Linked DNA regions of Homo sapiens: regions 1, 2 and 3 are each linked to region 4. Evidence: read pairs that join two places in POLR2A ChIA-PET (ENCODE). Cell type or tissue: MCF 10A. All regions are shown on one strand.

Region 1 (5,000 bases), 330 kb before region 4:
AAGATGATAAATATGCTGTGATAAACATTAAGGTCCTTGGTATATAATAAGTACTTGTAAGGGTTATTATGGTATTATATTTAGCATAGCGCTAGAGTTAGATATAAACATATAACACATAACTTCAATAGTATCCTCCTTCCCTCCACTCCCCGCCTCCCGGCCTCCCCTCAAAGAGTGAAGAAGAAGCATATTCCATGTTTGTTTGGATCTTAATGAAAGGGCAAATTTAGATATTTAAATTTATATATTAACATATAAAACATAAATATGCGTGTGTGTATACATACACACACACACACACACACACACACACACACACACATATGTTTGGGGTGAGGAGAAAAAGGATATGTTAGTAACCTCTTGCAGTGTGCCAAATCTTACGCTAAGCATTTTCCATGCATTATTTTATTTACTTCTCACAGTTCTATAAGAGATGGGCATTATTCCCATGTCATAAATAAAAAAGATAAGAACACTCTGAAGCTTAGAGAGGCTAAAGATCATATAGATAATGAATAGTGAACCAGCATTTAACCTAGAGCTCTTTAGCCCTTAAAACTTTTGCTTTTAACCACTCTACCATTTGTATTCCTGTTAGGAGTCTCCTCACATCCCTTGGGAGACCTTGAACATATTCTGAGATTTACAAGTTACCATGTTAATTTTATGATTTTGTATTTTCATTTCAATGACAATAAAAAAGTTTATATACATATTCTGGATCACCTGGGTGACTGTCTTACAATGAAATACCCTATGTAGTTTCATTTATATTTATGGATATCATCTCATTGTCTTCAGGTATTACTGTTATAATTGTCATGGGCCAATGAGAAAAGAACAGTGGTGGGCCTAATCCATACTGTTGCTTTTTATCCAAGCAGAGTTCAAATGATGTCATAATGTACTATAAGCAGCAAACTTTTTTTAAAAAGTAATTTGACAAAATTTCTGAGACAGTTGGATCATCTTACAGCTCAAAACAAAACAACTTGGACAATAGTAATAAGTACCATGAGTGCACTGTGAGCAGCAATTTAACAGCATATTCAATTAATACTGGTACTTTGCACTATGTCTTTTGGTTTGAATTGCATTCAATTTGGGAACTCTAGATCTAATATTTGCATTTTTTACAGTATTACAATTTATCAGTGGATCTAGAAAATATTTTCTTTTATAATTATACTATATTATACTATCATCTAGATACAGACCCTTTAGCTCATGGAGATGAAGGAATCAGTTCTGTTTAGGGGAGTGCTGGAAAGCTTTGCCAAGATACTGCCATTTAAGCTTCTTCTTGCAGAATGAGTGCATGTATGCTCTTATGCTCGGCAAAGACAGGGTAAGGGAAAGGGCAGGGACATGAAGACATCTGAAAAGGCAAAAAAACAAAAGAATCTTTTCCTCATGCTTACTGCATGAGGGAATATTAAAAATATAGGTTATTGTTAAAGACCTTTAGTGCTAATTAAGGGAATATGGATTTTATTACGTAATTAGTGTGAATCCAAAAAAAGCAAAAAGTGTGGGAATATAAACAACTTTTATAATTCAATTGTGTGCATATGGAATCTTTGTAAATTAAGTCATGTTTTACATAAAACCAGAATCTTATTGGTTAAAGACTATTTGGAAATGGAATGTAAATGTTTTTGTATGAAAATAAATTGTCCCCAAATTTTCAGATTTACAAGTTACCTTTTTTTTGGTCTCCCCCTCTCCTTCCTTCTTTCCGTTCTTTTCCTCTAGGCGCATCCTTTAATAATGAAATCAGAAACTCGTAACTTTATTCTTCTCTCCCATCTCACTGGGATATTTTAGCGATTAATAGTATTCTACCCATTTGATTTAATGATTTTTATTTTATTTTAACTAACATTTATTGAGAAAACTACATATGAGATTTTCTGATCACTAATATTTATTTGCACAGAAAAAGGTGTTACTATCATTTACTTAATAGATCTGCTTTTATTAATGATTTTATGCCTTGATTTCCCACAGTTAGCCTCCAGCTGTTACTTCTGTATTATGCATGTTAGAGTGAAATGTCCAAATTAAATTAGTTTTTAAGCTGAGCCCTGTGAAATCACCAGGTGGAGAAATACGGATGGCATATTATTCCTGCATATGCATTTTCATATGCTATTGGTGCAGTGTAATTCAACTGTAGCATTCACAACTTTCATCATTGACATAGCCTTGGTGGGGTCGGGGAGGAGGGATGGGGGGTGGGGGGCGGGGGGAGTAAATGGAATGATATGTACAAAAACACTTTTCAGCTGGGAAGAGTGAAACAAGTTAATAGGAAATAAAAGGCCATATTGTCTATTCAGACTAGTACGTTACTTTTCCAGAGTCATGGGGCTAGCAACCACTATATGTCTGACTTCTACCAAGAAGGGTTGAATCCCTGGTTGATCCTGTGAGGCCTGAGGCATATAAACAAGAAACATGAAAGGGAGAGGAAAATTAAATGAAGTGGGAGTGTTGCAGAATAATAATACAATTAAGGGAGAAAATAATAGAGGTAGAGGAAGAGGTTATATACACTTATTTCTCTTACTATGAACATTTTACTTAGAAGTGTAAGGTTGTATGTCTTGTTTGATACAGTGATAAAAATTATGATAATGCTTAACAGAAATGGGTGCTTTGCTCCATAAAAGTGCTCCGTGCTTTCCTCTGTCATTATGAATTAATCAGCAAGAAATCCAGAAGTGAACAACATAAAAGTATTCCCTCTCCTCCTTTTTTTAAACAGTGAAAAAAGTTGACAATATATTTATTCTGTCATAGATCCAAAAAGCCAAGCCTGCGTTTTAAGGCAGGGTTTTCTTTGGTTTTCTATTTCTCAGCCACACCTTCAGATTTCTTGGCACAGTACAGTCATAGCATTGTGTCATATCCTTGGTCTGTTTTATCAGACTTTATAAATTGATTCTGACTGTACCAGCAGTACTAGATTCTTATCTTTACACAGTTTGGGAAATGGACAATGACTCTTTTGGAAAAACAGCTCTATAAATTGTGCTGTGGTATGTGAGAATGGGTTCTCTGCTTTGCTTTTCCTCTAGCCTGCTGCCATTCCTAGACAGTGTCATTTCTCTGATTTAGGGCATTGTGTAGCTGTTCTGGGTAGAGTAAACCTGCCTCTAAATGTGGAACAGATTGTTACCCGTCAGAATTCTCCACCTTGGAATGGTGACACTGAAAGATACAATTCAGCTCTGGCCAACACCTCCTGTCTTCCCAGTTCACTTACTCTCGTCTCCACTCCAATTATTGCATCTAATTAGGACCTTGAAACAACAACCTACTACTTTTTTTTGTTTGTTTTGAACCTCGTATGGCCTCACACTTCCTTCCTTACCCGGGTCAGATTTCATGGTCCAGCAGTATAATTACTCCCTTCTAAATCCCCTTGACTTACTTGCTTTTCTCTTTTGTCACACTTGCTTGCAAAACCTCAATCCTGATTTAAAGCAAGTGTCTTCCTACACTGCCTCTGCCCTGAGCAGCTTTATGTTACCGGGCAAGAAGAGTCACAAAGCTTTGCAGACTGGTCTCACATTGAATTTATGGCCACAGATCTCAAATTGCTCCTAATTCTGCAGGCAGTCCTAATTAAGAGGACTATTAGATTTGATTTCCCATCCTCAGAGGTGACTGTATCATTCTGTTCTCTTATCAAATCTGCAAATCCTTCGCCTCCACTCAAAGTTTCTGGCTTCACTTGATATTTCTTTGAGAAAATTAAAATAATTGGATGCTACCCAGTTTGTCTCCTCATCAAATCTACCAGCCTACTTGCATCTATACCTGGAGCCTTTGCCTGAATAGTGCCACTATTCCTGAATTCACCTCTGCTGCCTTTTCTGTTAATCCTATCCCAGTTGCCCAACCTAAAGATGCTTCTCCCTCATTATCCTTCTCCCTCCTTTCAAATTTTTGCTTTCTCCTTGTTCACAAGTGTACTAACCTGCCTTTAGAGTTCCACTTAATGTCTTAAAAAAAATCGTTCTCTTGATGTGATGTCTTATTCTAGTTGCCACCCTGTTTCTCTCTTCCCTTCTCAGCAAATCTTATTTAAAAAATTGACTGTAGTTGCTATCTGCCTTTCCTTACCTTTCTTCAAGTTTGTTTAATCAGGCTCCTATTTTTAGTAGTCTTACGAAACTGCTCTTGTCAAGTTATCATAAATATCCATGTTACCAAATACAGAAATCACTTCCATGGCCCCATCTTAACTTTACCTTTCAGCATCATTCTACACATTTCCTTCCTTGAAACACTGTTTTCTTCTGGTATCTCTGATACCAGTGTCTCCTTATTTTCTCCCTCTTTCACCTGTCATTCCTTTTGTGGTGTTTCTGATTCTGCCACTTTCCTCTAGACCTCTAAAAGGCTCCACTCTCAGTCCTATTCTCATATATATATATATACACACACACACACACACACACATATATATATATATTCTCAGACTTTTCTTTTTTTTGAGATGGAGTCTCACTCTGTCGCCCAGGCTGGAGGGTAATGGTGCCATCTCAGCTCACTGCAACCTCTGCCTCCCAGGTTCAAGCAATTCTCCTGCCTCAGCCTCCTGAGTAGCTGGGATTACAGGCATGCACCACCACGCCTGGCTAATTTTTATATTTTTAGTGGAGACAGGATTTCACCATATTGGCCAGGCTGGTCTTGAACTACTGACCTCAGGTGATCCACCCGCCTTGGCCTCCCAAAGTGCTGGAATTACAGGCATGAGCCACCATGCCTGGCCTCAGACTTCTTCAAGTCTAAGGCATTCATTATCAAAAACACAGCAATAGCTACCAAATTAATAATATACAAGGTGCTCCAGAATACTCTACTTATTACCTACACAATGTCTTTAGTTAAATATCAAATTTAGTTTTACTCAGAACAGATCTCTTGATCTGGCCCACCTTTTTCAAAACCTCTTCTTCCCCAGTTTCCCACCCTCA
Region 2 (5,000 bases), 530 kb before region 4:
TAAATGGCAGACATTGGTTTGTAAATGGTTTTTGTAGGCTTCATGTTAAGTCATAAAGATTTCACTTAAACATTTCTCAATGAAGTGAGTACTAATAAAGCTGGTGTATCTTTATAAACTTTTCTCTACATTTTGGATCATTTGAGTAGATTGGTTTTTCCTGTTCATAGAATTACTGGATCAAAAGATATGTTTTTAAGACCCTTACTGTAACCATTTTCAAACTTGCTGCTTCTCAGATACTTTTATTATTTTTGGGAAGAAACAAATACTTACTGGGTTCCTATAATTTTTCACTTAAACCCTTTTAAACTTATGATATGCTTCAGACATGCAAAAAGATACAGAGAATGATGTAATTAATATCTGTGTATCTACCACCTAGCTTAAGAAATAAACAGTCACAGACTTAAAATTCCTGTGCAGCTCTTCCTGATTATAAATGTCTGTATTTACCAACAGTGATGTGGATATTTAATCTTTTTTTTTTTTTTTTTTTTGAGACAGAGTCTTGCTCTGTCAACAGGCTGGAGTGTTGTGGCGTGATCTTGGCTCCCTGCAACCTCCACCTCCTGGGTTCAAGCTATTCTTCTGCCTCAGCCTCCCAAGTAGCTGGGACTACAGGCCCAGCTAATTGTATTTTTAGTAGAGACGGGGTTTCACCATGTTGGCAAGGATGGTCTCGATCTCCTGACCTCGTGGTCTGCCTGCCTTGGCCTCCTGAAGTGTTGGGATTACAGGCGTGAGCCACTGCTCCCGGCTGATATTTAATCTTAACCATTAATTCAGGTCTGCGTCCAAGATCTTTTGGACCAGAATTCAGAATTTTTTTCAGATTTTTAGAGAGATGACATGCATATATTATATATAAGCTAACTTTTCAAGTATGTTTTGGGAATGGTCCCTAATTTCTTCATTAAACACTTTGGGATTACTGACCCAGTCCAGGTCTGGTTTTACTATCATATTAGTTATAAATTTTTGGATTTTTAGACATTTTTGTTATTCAGTCTTGTGAATAGACGTTTGTGAACAGGTACATCTGTTTTACTTTGTTCAGCTTAATCACTGGTAGAATTTGTTGAACTTTGTGTTGAGCTGATCACGATGTAGTATGAGATGTATAAAATGCAAGGTAACATAATTTTATGTCCAAACAATTTAATATTTTAGGATTTTATGAAATCAGGTTATCAGTGAGCACTAGAGTCGTTGGGGAAGGCTACACAACCTAGAACTTGACTTGTTTCAACTAAGTGGCGCAGATTGCTGTTACAACTGGAGAACAACTATGATTAACAACCTTGTGTTTATTTCTAAGTATCTAGCTTGACAAAATATTTGTCATGATGAGAACTTTGAGAGAACTTATAATTAACTTGATTAATTGATAAGAATTATTAAAAACTGCAGTTAACTTGATTGTAAACTGAGTTACCCTTCCATTAAAAAAAGGCGAAATAGTAACTGACAAGTGTTAAGATTGCTCGTTTACAATTGATGTGTCATTGCTGCTCCAAGCAGAGGTGGCCTTTCAGATAGGTATGCTCTGAAACAGTGCTGCTTTAGCCACACTGTCGTGTAGTTTTAGTCTCTAGTCAGTATTGGAGAATCAGATTAAGGTTATACAACTAGATGCGTAGTGTTAGCAGACTTAATACATTTTAGTTACATGCTGAGTGTAGAGGCAGAGAAATCTGTGCCTTCATTAACTTGTAGATTTATTTTCTTTCTGTCTTTCTGTCTGTCTGTCTTTGGGTCTGTCTGTCTTCCTTTGTCACCCAGGCTGGAGTATAGTGATGTGATCATAGGTCGCTGCAGCCTTGAACTCCTGGGCTCAAGCTGTCTTACTGCTACAGCCTCCCAAGTAGCTAGGGCTAAAGATGTGTGCCACCACACCTGGCTAATTAAAAAAAAAGTTTTTTGTGGAGACGAGGTCTTGCCGTGTTGCCCAGGCTGATCTGAAGTGATCCTTTCGCCTTGGCTTCCCGAAGTGTTGGGATTATAGGCATAAGCCATGTGCCTGGTGATTTTTTTTTTTTTTAAACTTCCTGCTACTTACAGAGATATTAGCAATCTGTCTATGCCTAGCCCATTAATTGCTGTGTAAATTAGTGCCGAATGGTTGTGGAGGTCTTTATTTAAACCTGTAGTTTATAATGAGACTTAAAAAAATGTAAGTTTTTTTTTTTGTTTGTTTTTGAGACAGGGTTTCACTCTGTTTCCCATGCTGGGATGCAGTGGTGTGTTCTTGGCTCACTGTAGCCTCTGCCTCTGGAGTTCAAGCAATTCTTATGACTCAGCCTCCTGAGTAGCTGAGATCATAGGCGTGTGCCATCATGCCTGGCTAATGTTGGTATTTTTGGTAGAGACGGGGTTTCACCATGTTGCCCAGGCTGGTCTCGAACTCCTGAGCTCAGGAGATCCACCCATCTTGGCCTCTCAAAGTGTTGGGATTACAGGCCTGAGCCACCACACCAGGCCAAAAAAAGTAAAGTAATACACACTCACTATAAAAAGAAAATGGAACAGAGAAGAAAAGTATGTAAGTAAGGAAAAAGGTGATTCCATCTGGTCTTTCAGAAATAGGCTTTTACCGTACAAATCATTTCTGTGTATATACAAACATACGTGTATATATCCTTTGTACACAAATGAGATTGCCTCGTAAGCATTCTTCTGTAACCTGGTTTTTTTCCCACTTCACAATATGTTTTTGCATGTCAGATCTATATCTTAGATATAGATATTTACTTAATTTTTTTTTGTTTTTGTTTCTTTTTCCTTTTTTTGAAATGAAATCTCACTGTCACCCAGGCTGGAGTGCAGTGGTGCAATCTCAGCTCACTGCAACCTCCGTCTCCCAGGTTGAAGTGATTCTCCTGCCTCAGCCTCCCAAGTAGCTGGGATCACAGGTGTGCGCCACCATGCCTGGCTAATTTTTGTATTTTTAGTAGAGATGGGGTTTCACCATGTTGGCTAGGCTGGTCCCGAACTCCTGATCTCAAGTGATCTGCCCTCCTTGGCCTCCCAAAGTGTTGGGATTACAGGCATGACCTACTGTGCCCTGCCTCTTTTTCTTTCTTTTTTTTTTTTTGAGACAGTCTTGCTCTGTTGCCCAGGCTGGAGTGCAGTGGCATGATCTTGGCTCACTGCAACCTCTGCCTCCGGAGTTCAGGCAATCCTCTCACCTGAGTAACTGGTACTACAGGCACACACCACCTTGCCCAGGTAAGTTTTGTATTTTGGTAGAGACAGGAATTCACCATGTTGTCCAGGCTGGTCTTGAACTCCTGACCTCAAGTGATCTGCCCACCTCAGCCTTTTAAAGTGCTGGGATTACAAGTATGAGCCACCATGCCTGGCCATTGTTTTTCTTTTCTTTTTTTTAAATTAGGATTGCCTGAAAGAAATTTTTTTTAAACAGCAGCATTGTCTTTTGTAGTTGAGAGATACATAAATTTATTCAACTAATCTCTTTGGAAATTTAAGCGGTCTCCTTGCTGGTACAAACAATGCAATAATTGAATATCATTGCACATTATGTCCTTGAACCTGTGAAAATATATTTTATGGAGAATATTTTTTAAAGTGAAACTTCTAGTTCAACAATGTGCACATTTTAAATTTTGATAGATTGTGCCAAATTGTACCTCAGTGGGATTTTAAATTTTTGGTTTATTGTTCATCTTTTCACAGGGAGCCTAGGATAGCAGCATATTTCTCGTCCCTAGTAATATTTATAACCCTTTAAGAAAATGAACAGGATCTTTAAACATGTTGAAATACAGTATTAAAAATATTTGACTCGTTGATGAGCATAACCCCATTACATCAGGTTGTACTAGTAATTTTGAGATTTATGTGAGAATTTCACATATAATTATTTAAATAGCTAATGGGTGGTATATTACATCAGGTTACATCAGGTTGGACTAGTAATTTTGAGATTTATGTCAGAATTTCACATATAATATTTAAATAGCTAATGGGTGGTATATTACATCAGGTTGGACTAGTAATTTTGAGATTTATGTCAGAATTTCACATATAATTATTTAAATAGCTAATGGGTGGTATATTACATCAGGTTGGACTAGTAATTTTGAGATTTATGTCAGAATTTCACATATAATTATTTAAATAGCTAATGGGTGGTATATTACATCAGGTTGGACTAGTGATTTTGAGATTTATGTCAGAATTTCACATATAATTATTTAAATAGCTAATGGGTGGTATATTACATTTTCTGGTTCAACTTACAAATATAGCACATCTGTGTTAGCCTAGTCCATTATAGTTAGTTTGAAGTAAACTGCTGTGTTGCTATTAAAGAATTTTTTTGCTTTCATTTGTCTTAATGATATTTGGTGTTCCTTTGGAGACTCAGTTCATAAAGAGCTATTATTATTTTTCTAATCTATGAGGAGAGTGAGAGATTGCTGTCTGCAGTTGCATGTTATGCTCGTAGCTATTTGTGGGAAGAGTGAGAATTAAAGGCTAACATATAATCATTGTGGGTAGAAGTATTTTTATTTTTAGACTTCTGAGTATAATGGATTTCTGTGGGGTGAGGCGAGACTGGGGCTGTTTTTCTCTCACAGTATGTATATAACCATTGGGATCAGTGCTTTTCTTTTCTTTTTTTTTTTTTTTTTGATTTTTTTGGATACACTGTTTCACTCTGTCACCCAGGCTGGAGTGCAGTGGTGCGATCTCGATCTCGGCTCACTGCAACCTCCGCCTCCTGGGTTCAGGCAATTCTCCTGCCTCAGCCTCCCAAGTAGCTGGGTTTACAGGCGTGTACCACCATGCCTGGCTAAGTTTTGTATTATTAGTAGAGATGGGGCTTCACCATGTTAGCCAGGCTGGTCTCAAACTCCTGACCTCAAGTGATCTGCCTGCCTTGGCCTCCCAAATTATTGGGATTATAGGCGTGAGCCACCGTGCCCGGCTTCAGTGCTTTTCTTAGGGAAAAATGATTCTGGAATTTTTGA
Region 3 (5,000 bases), 430 kb before region 4:
AGATTATATTTTTAAGGGCCTTGTAGAGACTTTCTAGAGGCTCTGTACAGGTTCCGGCTGCCATGTGATGTACAGAGTTGGAGTTCTTACCTGGGACTAAATTGTCTTGAGTGGAGCCCCAGTGCTGCTGGAGATACACTTCCCTCTTTCAGCTGGTCCAGTTTCATTACCACTCAGGCTGATGACAGAGGAGAACTTACCTTTAACTTTCACTTTCTTTCATTTGTAGGCTAGTCATATGCTTATGCCTAGTATTTTAGTCTTTTTTAAGGTGCTGTGTTCTGATATTTCCAGAGAAATTTTATAGCAATCTTAAAAGTGAATTTTCAGGTAGTGCAATTGAAGTAGTACTTTTTATGGGTCAGTCATTCCACATGAGTAAATAAAAATCCTGGTTTAGGTATAGAATGACTCTGATTGTATTAATTCAGTACAATGGATTTTGAACAGGTACATTTTAAGTTTAATTTGAATGAATTTATAAAAGACAGTTTTCATTGTGATATTTTTAAAGGTCACGTGATGAGCAAGACAGAGGAATACATCCTCTCCTCCCCTCCCTTGAACCTGAAAATAGCTAGGTGTAGTTTTCTCGATATAAAGCCTTAATCTCTCTCATCTTTATGCTCTGAGAATAAAGGAGACTTAATCAAGAAATTATTGAGGTAAAGTAGAAAAGGAGTTAATTTCAAAATAGCTTCCAAAGGAATGGTTTATCTAAAACTCCAAGTGAAATAAAGCTAAGCTATACTTAATTTATGCTCTTTAAGGTCTCTATTTCTTTGGTGAGTAAGCACCTGCAGCTACAGATACATAAAACTATTCATTCCATGTAGGAGTCTTTCTGTAATTCATGACATGTAAAGTAGCCTGGGGAGAAACTAGGTACTGCGACAAACAAAATCAAGAGATCGAATATGAAATAATGTTCTGTTGGAAGGTGATATTTGTGGTAGAGATGATGGTTTATAAGGACAGTGATTTTTAAAAATTAAGAATTATTTTAAATGTATGAAGTACAGACAATAAGGATTGCTAACATGATAAATAACTTAATTATTCCCCCATTTTTCTGCAGTGGGATGTTATGTAATTTTTATTATTGCACATATAGCTGTACACGTTACTGTATAAATCTTTGAAACCCTCTTACTTTTTTCCCCTCCTTTGGGGCATAATATGTTTTTTAGGGGTCACCAAGTAAAATGATAAAATACTAGAACTAGAAAAGGCTTTACTATTAATATTGGAAATTTTTTTCACCAGAAATTTGTAATTTCTGATGCAAAGAAATTTTAACCAGTTTTTCATTGCATTTACTTCTTCAGTAATTTAGTAATTATTTTCAACTTTAATTTAAAGGGTGCAGAGCTGGAGGCAGCCATAGAAGAAAAATCATACTGTGGATATGAGTGCTTCTCCTCCCACTCAAATGGCTGTAAAGGACGTATTTTAGAAGGAAGGCACTGGCTGGGCATGGTGGCTCACGCCCATAAGCCCACCACTTTTGGAGGCCAAGACAGGTGTATCACGTGAGGTCAGGAGTTCGAGACCAGCCTGGCCAACATGGCAAAACCCTGTCTCTACTAAAAATACAAAAATTAGCTGGGCATGGTAGCGTACACTTGTAATCCCAGCTACTTGGGAGGCTGAGGCAGGAGAACTGCTTGAACCCAGAGGCAGAGGTTGCAGTGAGCTAAGATTGCGTCACTGCACTAGAGCCTGGGCGACAGACTCTGTCTCAAAAAAAGGAAGCAAGGCACCAATTGCCAGACAGCATTTTTTCTGTATATTTGTCTATCTTTATTAAATGTAACTTCTTTAAATATCATGTTATTCAGCTTTTCTGGGTTTTTGTGAATACTTCAATCACTAAATCTTCCATTGTCTTCAGGATTCAAAAATTTCCTCTATGGAGCGTGGGCTTCGAGACCTGGAAGAGGAAATTCAGATGCTGAAATCGAATGGTGCTTTGAGTACTGAGGAAAGGGAAGAAGAAATGAAGCAAATGGAAGTGTATCGGAGCCATTCTAAATTTATGAAAAATAAGGTAATGGCATGTGAGACTTTTGATTCTTAAAAGGAGTTTGAAAAATTGATGCATATTTTTTACTTCTCTAGTGATGATAAAGCCGTATTTTACACTCTTTTATCAGGTTTCAGGGAAGAATACTTTTAGCATAGTTCTTTCAAATGAAACTTCTCCAGAATTAAAGTCAGAATTACTGACATAGATAGTTACTACAAGTTTTTACTTATAAAGACAATTCTCTGTATGAGGCTACATATGTATTGTCATGGTTTAAGTTTTCATATCTATTAGTACTTCCGAAAAACTTCCAGATGAGTTTTTCTCACTATATGAAACATCAGGTTCTTTACCTCTTGTGAATTATTTAAAAAGTCAAAACCCTAAGAGGCTTGAGATGGAGTTTCGCTCTTGTCACCCAGGCTGGAGTGCAGTGGTGTGATCTCAGCTCACTGCAGCCTCTGCCTCCATGTTCAAGTGATTTTCCTGCCTCAGCCTCCCAAGTAGCTGGGATTACAGGTGCGTACCACCACACCTGGCTAATTTTTTGTATTTTTTGTAGAGATGGGGTTTCACCTTGTTGGCCTGGCTGGTCTTGAACTCCTGACCTCAGGTGATCCACCCACTTCAATCTCCCAAAGTGCTGGGATTACAGACGTGAGCCACCGTGCCCAGCCCTAAGAGGCTTTTTAATGAAATGGGTGAAATGAAGTTACGTTTCCCCTCCAAATACAGTTCTGTAACGGAAAGCCCTTTCTTTGCCCTATCCTGTGGGGAAGATCCACTTGCTGTCAGGTTTATTGCTTCCCATGTGCACTTCAGGCGTAATATGACAAAGATTGATACCACCAAGACCTATCAGTCTGTGTTTATCATCAGTCACAATGTTCCTTCCTTGTATCCAAAGTCATTTAGTTTGATTCTGTAAACTATTTAGGCAAGTTGGAGGATTTAGTTTATCACAATTATCAATTTACCAGTTTTGTTGTGGTTTCATTAAACATTATGATTGTAATTATAAAGTTTAAGCCAGAAAATAAGTGTTTTCCCCCTTTATTTCCCAGTTGTATTCTCCAGGTTCTTAGAAATGAAACCCGCAACATCCCAGTAGTGTGAAGGAATGATAACATCACTTCCCCTCCAGTTTCTGGCTTCTTGCCATGGTGCCCATACCTGGCATATAAGTCTACAGAATATTCCTCTGCTACCTCCAGACTCTATTATTAATTATTTCTACTACTTTCATTTCAGTTTTAGAAATTAAAAACTCACATACCCAACTTTTTTTTTTTTTCTTTTTCTTTTTTTTTGAGTCGGAGGTATGCTTTGTCGACCAGGCTGGAGTGCAGTGGCGTGATCTCGGTTCACTGCAGCCTCCGTCTCCAGGGTTCAAGCTTCAGTCTGCTGAGTAGCTGGGATTACAGGCGCCCACCACCATGCCCAGTTAATTTTTGTAGTTTTAGTAGAGACGGGTTTCACTATGATGGCCAGGCAGGTCTCGAACTCCTGACCTCAAGTGATCCTCCTGCCTTGGCCTCCCACGGTGCTGGGATATAATCATAGGTGTGAGCTGCTGCGCCTGGCCTCACATAACCAACTTTCTATTAGTTTGGATTTTTCACCCTGATTTGAGAACAAGACATAGTGCCGTATGATCTCTGTGTTTATGTTTTTCATTTGTTGATTAGCACATTCCAGTCCACTGTGGGGGGAAAAAACCTGTGAACTTAGAAACTACCTATGGCTCTTTGAAGAGGGAATGAGGGGAACAGATTTGATTGTATTATATAAGTTATTGTTATTTCTAGTTACCATTCTGCCTCAAAAGTAGACAAGAAGAAGACCTAAGTTGACACATAAGTGAAAAAGAATAATAATGTCGTGACAGGTAGAACAACTGAAGGAGGAACTAAGTTCGAAAGAGGCTCAATGGGAGGAGCTGAAAAAGAAAGCGGCTGGTCTTCAGGCTGAGGTCTTTGCCGTAAGATTTACCTCTTTGTGTGCAGTGGTCCCACAGTGGGACCCTGCTAGCTCTATGGCTTCTGGGTGGCTTACCCTTTCATTCTCTATGGTTGGCAGCTTTGCCCATTACTAGCACTAACCAGCCTGCTCTGCTCTTTAACTGACTCCTGTTCACTAGTTTGACCCACATGTCACTTTGTGTGCAGTGAGCCTTCACGTGTTCTGGAAGCCTTGTACCTGGTACTTTATTGTTGCTTTTGTCACTCTGTGGATGGTATTTCAAAGCCTGTTTCTTTCTCAACCCTTTATTGTTGGTTTATATGAATGGCGGCCTTCTTTTCTTCCTAGGTACAAGAATATATGCAGTTGTTCTAGGCCTATCACCTAGAGTTTATTTGAATTTGAAACTCTTGAGCAAAGTGCTTTACCTTATGTAGACATTATCTTTAAGTCTCCAGTGAGTGATTTTGCCACAAATGTTACTTTCTTTAGGACAGATGTATAGAAAGTATTTATCTAGTAAATTGAAATTACTAAGAGACTTATTTCAGGTATCTAAATCTAGTTCAATATTCTAATGAACTTAAAATTTCAATTCAGAACATAATAATAAAATAAATACAGTTGGCCCTCCATATCTGTGGATTTGCATCTGTGTGTTTAACCAACTGTTTTTTATTTTCAGGGTAAAAAAATGGATGTTGTGTCTGTGCTGAACATGTACAGGCTTTTTTCCCATGTCATTATTCCCTAAGCAATACAGTATGACAACTATTTACATTGTAAATATTTACATTGTATTACGTATTACAAGTAATCTAGAGATGATTTAAACTATACTGGAGGATGTGCATAGGTTATATGCAAATTCTACATCATTTTATATCAGGGACTTCAGCCTTCATTAATTTTGGTATCCAAGGTGTGTCTTGGAACCAGTCCCCCATGGACCCATGGATACCGAGGGATGGCTGAATAATAAAGTAGCTAACACTTGCACACTTACTGT
Region 4 (5,000 bases):
ACATGTATCATGTACTTAGTCAATGTTAGGTCCCACTTTAACACTTCATTGAAAAAAAGTAAAAGTGTCAAGAAATTGACACCTAGATTCTGAAATACCTTGTCGGAATTTAGGCAGAAGATCAGAGTGTTTTATAATTTGGTTTATTTTGATGATTGAGGAGACAAAGGAGACCTGAGAATTCACTTCCATGACAGCTGCTTTTACCGAAGACCTGTTGAGAGGTCTGCAGCTCCAGGCTCTTGGACTTTTCCTGGACAGTCCTCCCAACCAAGAGGTGGGTTCCTGGATGGCAGGAGTGATGTCCTCCTTGTCTGGGCTCCTCTCTCCTCACTGATAATCCCACCACTCGGCGTTGCTGCTGCTCAGCCATATTGACACGTTAATGAGCTAGTGACTTCTAAACAGGTTATCCTCCCCGGTTCAAGAAATCCAGCCATAATTACCATGTTTCATCGATATTAAGATGCATTTCAACATATCTGAGGTCAGAATGCATCTCAGAATCAATATTGTATGACAGTTTGATGACAAGTACTTTTCTTTCTTGGTGGTACAAAATAATGGTGCATTCTAGAATCAGTAGCATCTTAGGTTTGGTGAAATAAGGTAATTGATCACTGTTTACTAAGGGGACCTGTTGTCATTTCCTGGTGCCTAACTTGGTGTTCACTTGGAAATGCACTTTTGTATTTTGCCAAACAGAATATTTGTTTCCTGTCACCTTCAAGTTGAACATCTATTAACCATGTTAAAATTGAGAGAGGAAATTCTAGGCAAAAACTGGACGTCCCATGGACCCTGGACCCTGATGCTTGAGCCTGCTGGGCTGCTCGTGGCCACCTGGGAATCAGCAGTCCAGGATTTCTGCCCTTGCATTGCTGAGAATCTTGAGCAAATGTGCTCATCACTGCCAGTCTCCCTCTTCTCATTGGTACATGGAGTCACAGTGTAACCCCTTCCTATCTCATAGAACCGCTAGGGTCAAGCGACATGGCGTGTAGGGAAGTGCTTTATACCCAACGGTAAGAACAACGAAGTGCTGTTCCTACCTGATACGCAGAAGGGAACTGTGACCCAAAGACTTGTTTAAATTCACTGACAAAGCACAGCTCCAGGTGACTCAGTGTTGATTCATACCTGGCACTTGTCTTCTTATTTGTCTATTTCTAGGAGAGAGACTTTGAAATTATAGAAACTTGTCTGGTGAGATGAAATAGTATCCCAAAGGATCAAAAAGAAGTTACATCCTAGAAGTAGAATGCAAGCTTTTTTTTTTCTTTTTTCATTTTATGCTTTCCTGTTTCACTGCCTTGGCACTGGAAAATATGGGGTAAAATGTTGTTAACATTAACACAAATATATTTATCATGAAGAGTAAATCTAATCTCTTATGTACAGTGTTTTAAAAAAATCAAGTTCTGGCCAGGCGCAGTGTTTCACGCCTGTAATCCCAGCACTTTGGGAGGCCGAGGTGGGCGGATCAGGAGGTCAAGAGATCGAGACCATTCTGGCTAACATGGTGAAACCCCGTCTCTACTAAAAATACAAAATTAGCTGGGTGTGGTGGCGCGTGCCTGTAGTCCCAGCTACTTGTGAGGCTGAGGCAGAAGAATCGCTGAAACCCGGGAGGCGGAGGTTGCAGTGAGCCAAGATCGCGCCAGTGCACTCCGGCCTAGCGACAGAGCGAGACTCCGTCTCAAAAAAAAAAAACAAAAAATTAAGTTCTGCAGTGCAACAGGTGCTGGCTCAACCCTCGCCCCAAAACCTCATGGCAGTGTGACCAGCACACACAGGTGACCTTGAGGCAAGTCAGCCAAACTTGCTTGACCTCAGTTTCCTCACCTGCTAAAATCTTAAAAAGCTGTTGTGAGGATGACATGAAATGAATAGAAAGCACTTACGTTATAAATGCATGCAGAGCCTTGCACTTAGAAAGCACCAGAAAATGTTGGCTCTAATTATGCTTCTGAACAACCACAAAACGCGCTATTGTGCAATTGCCAGTGACTGGTTCTGCCGACAGAATCAAAAGCTTGGTTGTGTCTGGGAGGAAGGAATGAAGTGGTGTTATTTTCATACTTAATGCTGGCGTTAATAAGCTACACACACATGTCAATTTAACAGTAGTCTGACCTAAATAATATTGCATTTTCGACACATACAGCATGTTATACAGTAACCAAATCAAGAATCCTGGTCGAAACCTTACCAAACAGCTTTAAAATATTTCCTTTCAAATGAGATTCTTGAAGTTCACTGTTACCCACTCCATGTGCTGAAGTCTTAAGCAGCATCCTACTTTTATGCTTAAAAGCCTAGGAGACATGGCCGGGCATGGTGGCTCACACTTGCAATCCTAGCACTTTGAGAGGCCAAGGTGGGTGGATCACCTGGGGTCAGGAGTTCGAGACCAGCCTGGCCAACATAGTGAAACCCTGTCTCTACTAAAAATACAAAAATTAGCCTAGCCGGGCATGGTGGCGGGTGCCTGCAATCCCAGCTACTTGGGAGACTGAGGCAGGAGAATCATTCGAACCCAGGAGGTGGAGGTTGCAGTGAGCAGAGATCGCACCATTGCACTCCAGCCTGGACGACAGAGCAAGAGTATGTCTCAAAAAAAAAAAAAAAATAGCCTAGGAGACCTGCCCTCAAAAAATATGCTGTGGGGAGATGGTGTCCTGCTGATCTCTCTCATTCAATATGGCATACAGACTTCTGAGAAGTTACCATGAACCTACTTTCACAGTTGAGGGCTAGGGAAAGTCTTATAGTGTGAAATTCATTAGCCTCATGCGCTGTGTGAAATTCATTAGCTTCACACACTCTGCCCTCTCTGTATTTCTTTCTCCACTCCCCACCCTGTGTTGCCACAGCTGAATGGTGGAGGTACTATTGACTTTTTCTTCTTCATCAACTTTATTGAAGTATAACTTACATACAGTAAAATTCGCACGTTGTACGTGTACAGGTCAATAAATTTGGACGAATATACACACCCATGCAACACCACCCCAATCAAGATACTTCTGCTTTTGCAGAAATCTCCTTGTCTCCCTTCCCTGTAGCCACACCCCACCACCACCCCAACTCAGGCACCCACTGACCTGATTTGTGTCATTCGAGATCACTTTAGTCTGTTCTAGAATTTCACACGAATAGATTTATACCAGAATTATGGTTTATTTTTCAGCTTTTTGGTATTTGGCTTCTTTTGCTCAGCATAATATCTGTGGGATTTATCTAGGTTGTTGCAGGTATCAGTAGTTCATTCTTTTTTTTTTTTTTTTTTTTTTGAGACAGGATCTTGCTCTGTCACCCAGGCCATAGTGCATTGGTGCAGTCATGGCTCACTGCAGCCTCAAAACTCTGGACCTCAAGCGATCCTCTGCTCTCAGCCTTCTGAGCAGCTGGGACTATAGGTGTACGCCACCATGCCTGGCTAATTTTTATTTCTTTATTATTATTATTATTATTATTTTGAGTTGGAGTCTCGCTCCAACTTAGTTTTTTCTTATGCTAACATTTTACATAACCATAGTACAATGATCAACAACAGGAAATTAACATTGTTACAGTATTGTTAATTAATTTACAGACCTTCATCCAATTTCATCAGTTTTTCCCTAATGTCTTTTTCTGGCCCCAAATTCAATCCAGTATCTCACATTAAATTTAATCATCATGTCTTCTTAATCTCCTCCAGTGTGACAATGCCTTAGTGTTACTTTTGTCTTTTATTACCTTGACTGTTTTTTTTTTTTTCAAGACAGAGTCTCCCTCTGTCGCCCAGGCAGAAGTGCAGTGGCGTGATCTTGGCTCACTGCAACCTCCGCCTCCCGGATTCAAGCGATTCTCCTGCCTCGGCCTCCCGAGTAGCTGGGACTACAGGTGTGCGCCACCACACCAAGCTAATTTTTGTTATTTTTAGTAGAGACTGGGTTTCACCATGTTGGCCAGGCTGGCCTTGAGCTCCTGACCTCGGGTGATCTACCGTGCCCAGCTGACATTTTTGCAGATACATTTATAAGATGTTCCTCCCTCAATTTGGGCTTGTCTGATGTTTTTTCATGATTAGAATGTATTTATACAGTTCTGGCAAGAATCTCACATGAGTGGATATTGTATCCTTCTCAGTGCATCATATCAAGGAGTGCGTGATGTTGAGATTACTGGTGATATTAACTTTTGATCATTTAATGTAATTTTTGATATGGTTTTGTCTACCATGTGGCTGTTTGATTTCCATTCATGCCCCTCCCCACCACACCTTTTTTATGGTGGTGGTTCCAGGGCTAACTACATGCATCCTTAACTTTCAGCGTTTATTTAGAATCAACATTGTACCTTTTCCCAGGCCACACGTCACTGATGTAATAAACTTAGTATATTCCGTTTACCTCCCCCCACTTAGCTGATTGTCATATTTTAAAAGATATGTCTGACAATCTACCAAATGCTTACTTTTGCTTTAGTCTGTTGTCTCTTAGTAAATTATGAAAGGACTGGAAAGTATTTTATATTTACCTGCTTATTTGCCATTTCAGGTGCTTGTTATTCTCTTCTGTGGATCCAAGTTTCCAGCCTGATGGGGATTCTATATGTAGCATTTCTGGTAGTGCACATCTGCTGATAACTAATTATCTCAACTTTCATTTATCTGAGAACGTCTTTATTTCCTCCTTGTTTTTGAAAGCTATTTTTGCAGGATATAAACTTTCTTTTTTCTTTCAGCACTTTAAAAGTGTTATTTCAAAACTCTAGTTTTTGGGCTGGGCACGGTGGCTCATGCCTGTAATCCCAGCACTTTGGGAAGCTGAGGTGGGTGGCTCGTGTGAGCCCAGGAGTTTGAGATCAGCCTGGGTAACATGGTGAAATCTCATCTCTATTTAAAAAAAAAAAAAATTAGGCTGGGCACAGTGGCTCACGCCTGTAATCCCAGCACTTTGGGAGGCTGAGGCGGGCGGATTACGAGGTCAAGAGATCAAGAACATCCTGGC

What was found. Peaks named below come from ENCODE experiments on the same cell type or tissue, not always from the same donor. Only the 100,000 strongest peaks of a DNase experiment are listed, where the experiment ranks them.
Region 1: POLR2A ChIA-PET joins it to region 4 with 5 read pairs; 1 of 35 experiments calls an interaction of 5 or more read pairs at or near these places.
Region 2: POLR2A ChIA-PET joins it to region 4 with 5 read pairs; 2 of 35 experiments call an interaction of 5 or more read pairs at or near these places.
Region 3: POLR2A ChIA-PET joins it to region 4 with 5 read pairs; 5 of 35 experiments call an interaction of 5 or more read pairs at or near these places.

What each region holds. Positions count from the first base shown.
Region 1 is chr12:1,214,378-1,219,377 of GRCh38, forward strand. The region is part of intron 12 of ERC1 (ELKS/RAB6-interacting/CAST family member 1); the gene reads left to right. Among named protein-coding and RNA genes, the nearest start is that of ERC1, 230 kb to the left of the region's middle. In MCF 10A, no CTCF peak of the experiment used is centred here; a DNase peak (open chromatin) is centred at 2,884.
Region 2 is chr12:1,011,992-1,016,991 of GRCh38, forward strand. All of the region lies in intron 1 of ERC1 (ELKS/RAB6-interacting/CAST family member 1), which reads left to right. Among named protein-coding and RNA genes, the nearest start is that of ERC1, 23 kb to the left of the region's middle. In MCF 10A, no CTCF peak of the experiment used is centred here; a DNase peak (open chromatin) is centred at 2,300.
Region 3 is chr12:1,108,298-1,113,297 of GRCh38, forward strand. It overlaps ERC1 (ELKS/RAB6-interacting/CAST family member 1), which reads left to right. Exons shown (of 19, transcript NM_178040.4): 5 at 1,895-2,050; 6 at 3,918-4,001. Among named protein-coding and RNA genes, the nearest start is that of ERC1, 120 kb to the left of the region's middle. In MCF 10A, no CTCF peak of the experiment used is centred here; no DNase peak of the experiment used is centred here.
Region 4 is chr12:1,539,825-1,544,824 of GRCh38, forward strand. No RefSeq gene overlaps it. Among named protein-coding and RNA genes, the nearest start is that of LINC00942, 42 kb to the left of the region's middle. In MCF 10A, no CTCF peak of the experiment used is centred here; DNase peaks (open chromatin) are centred at 1,117 and 1,987.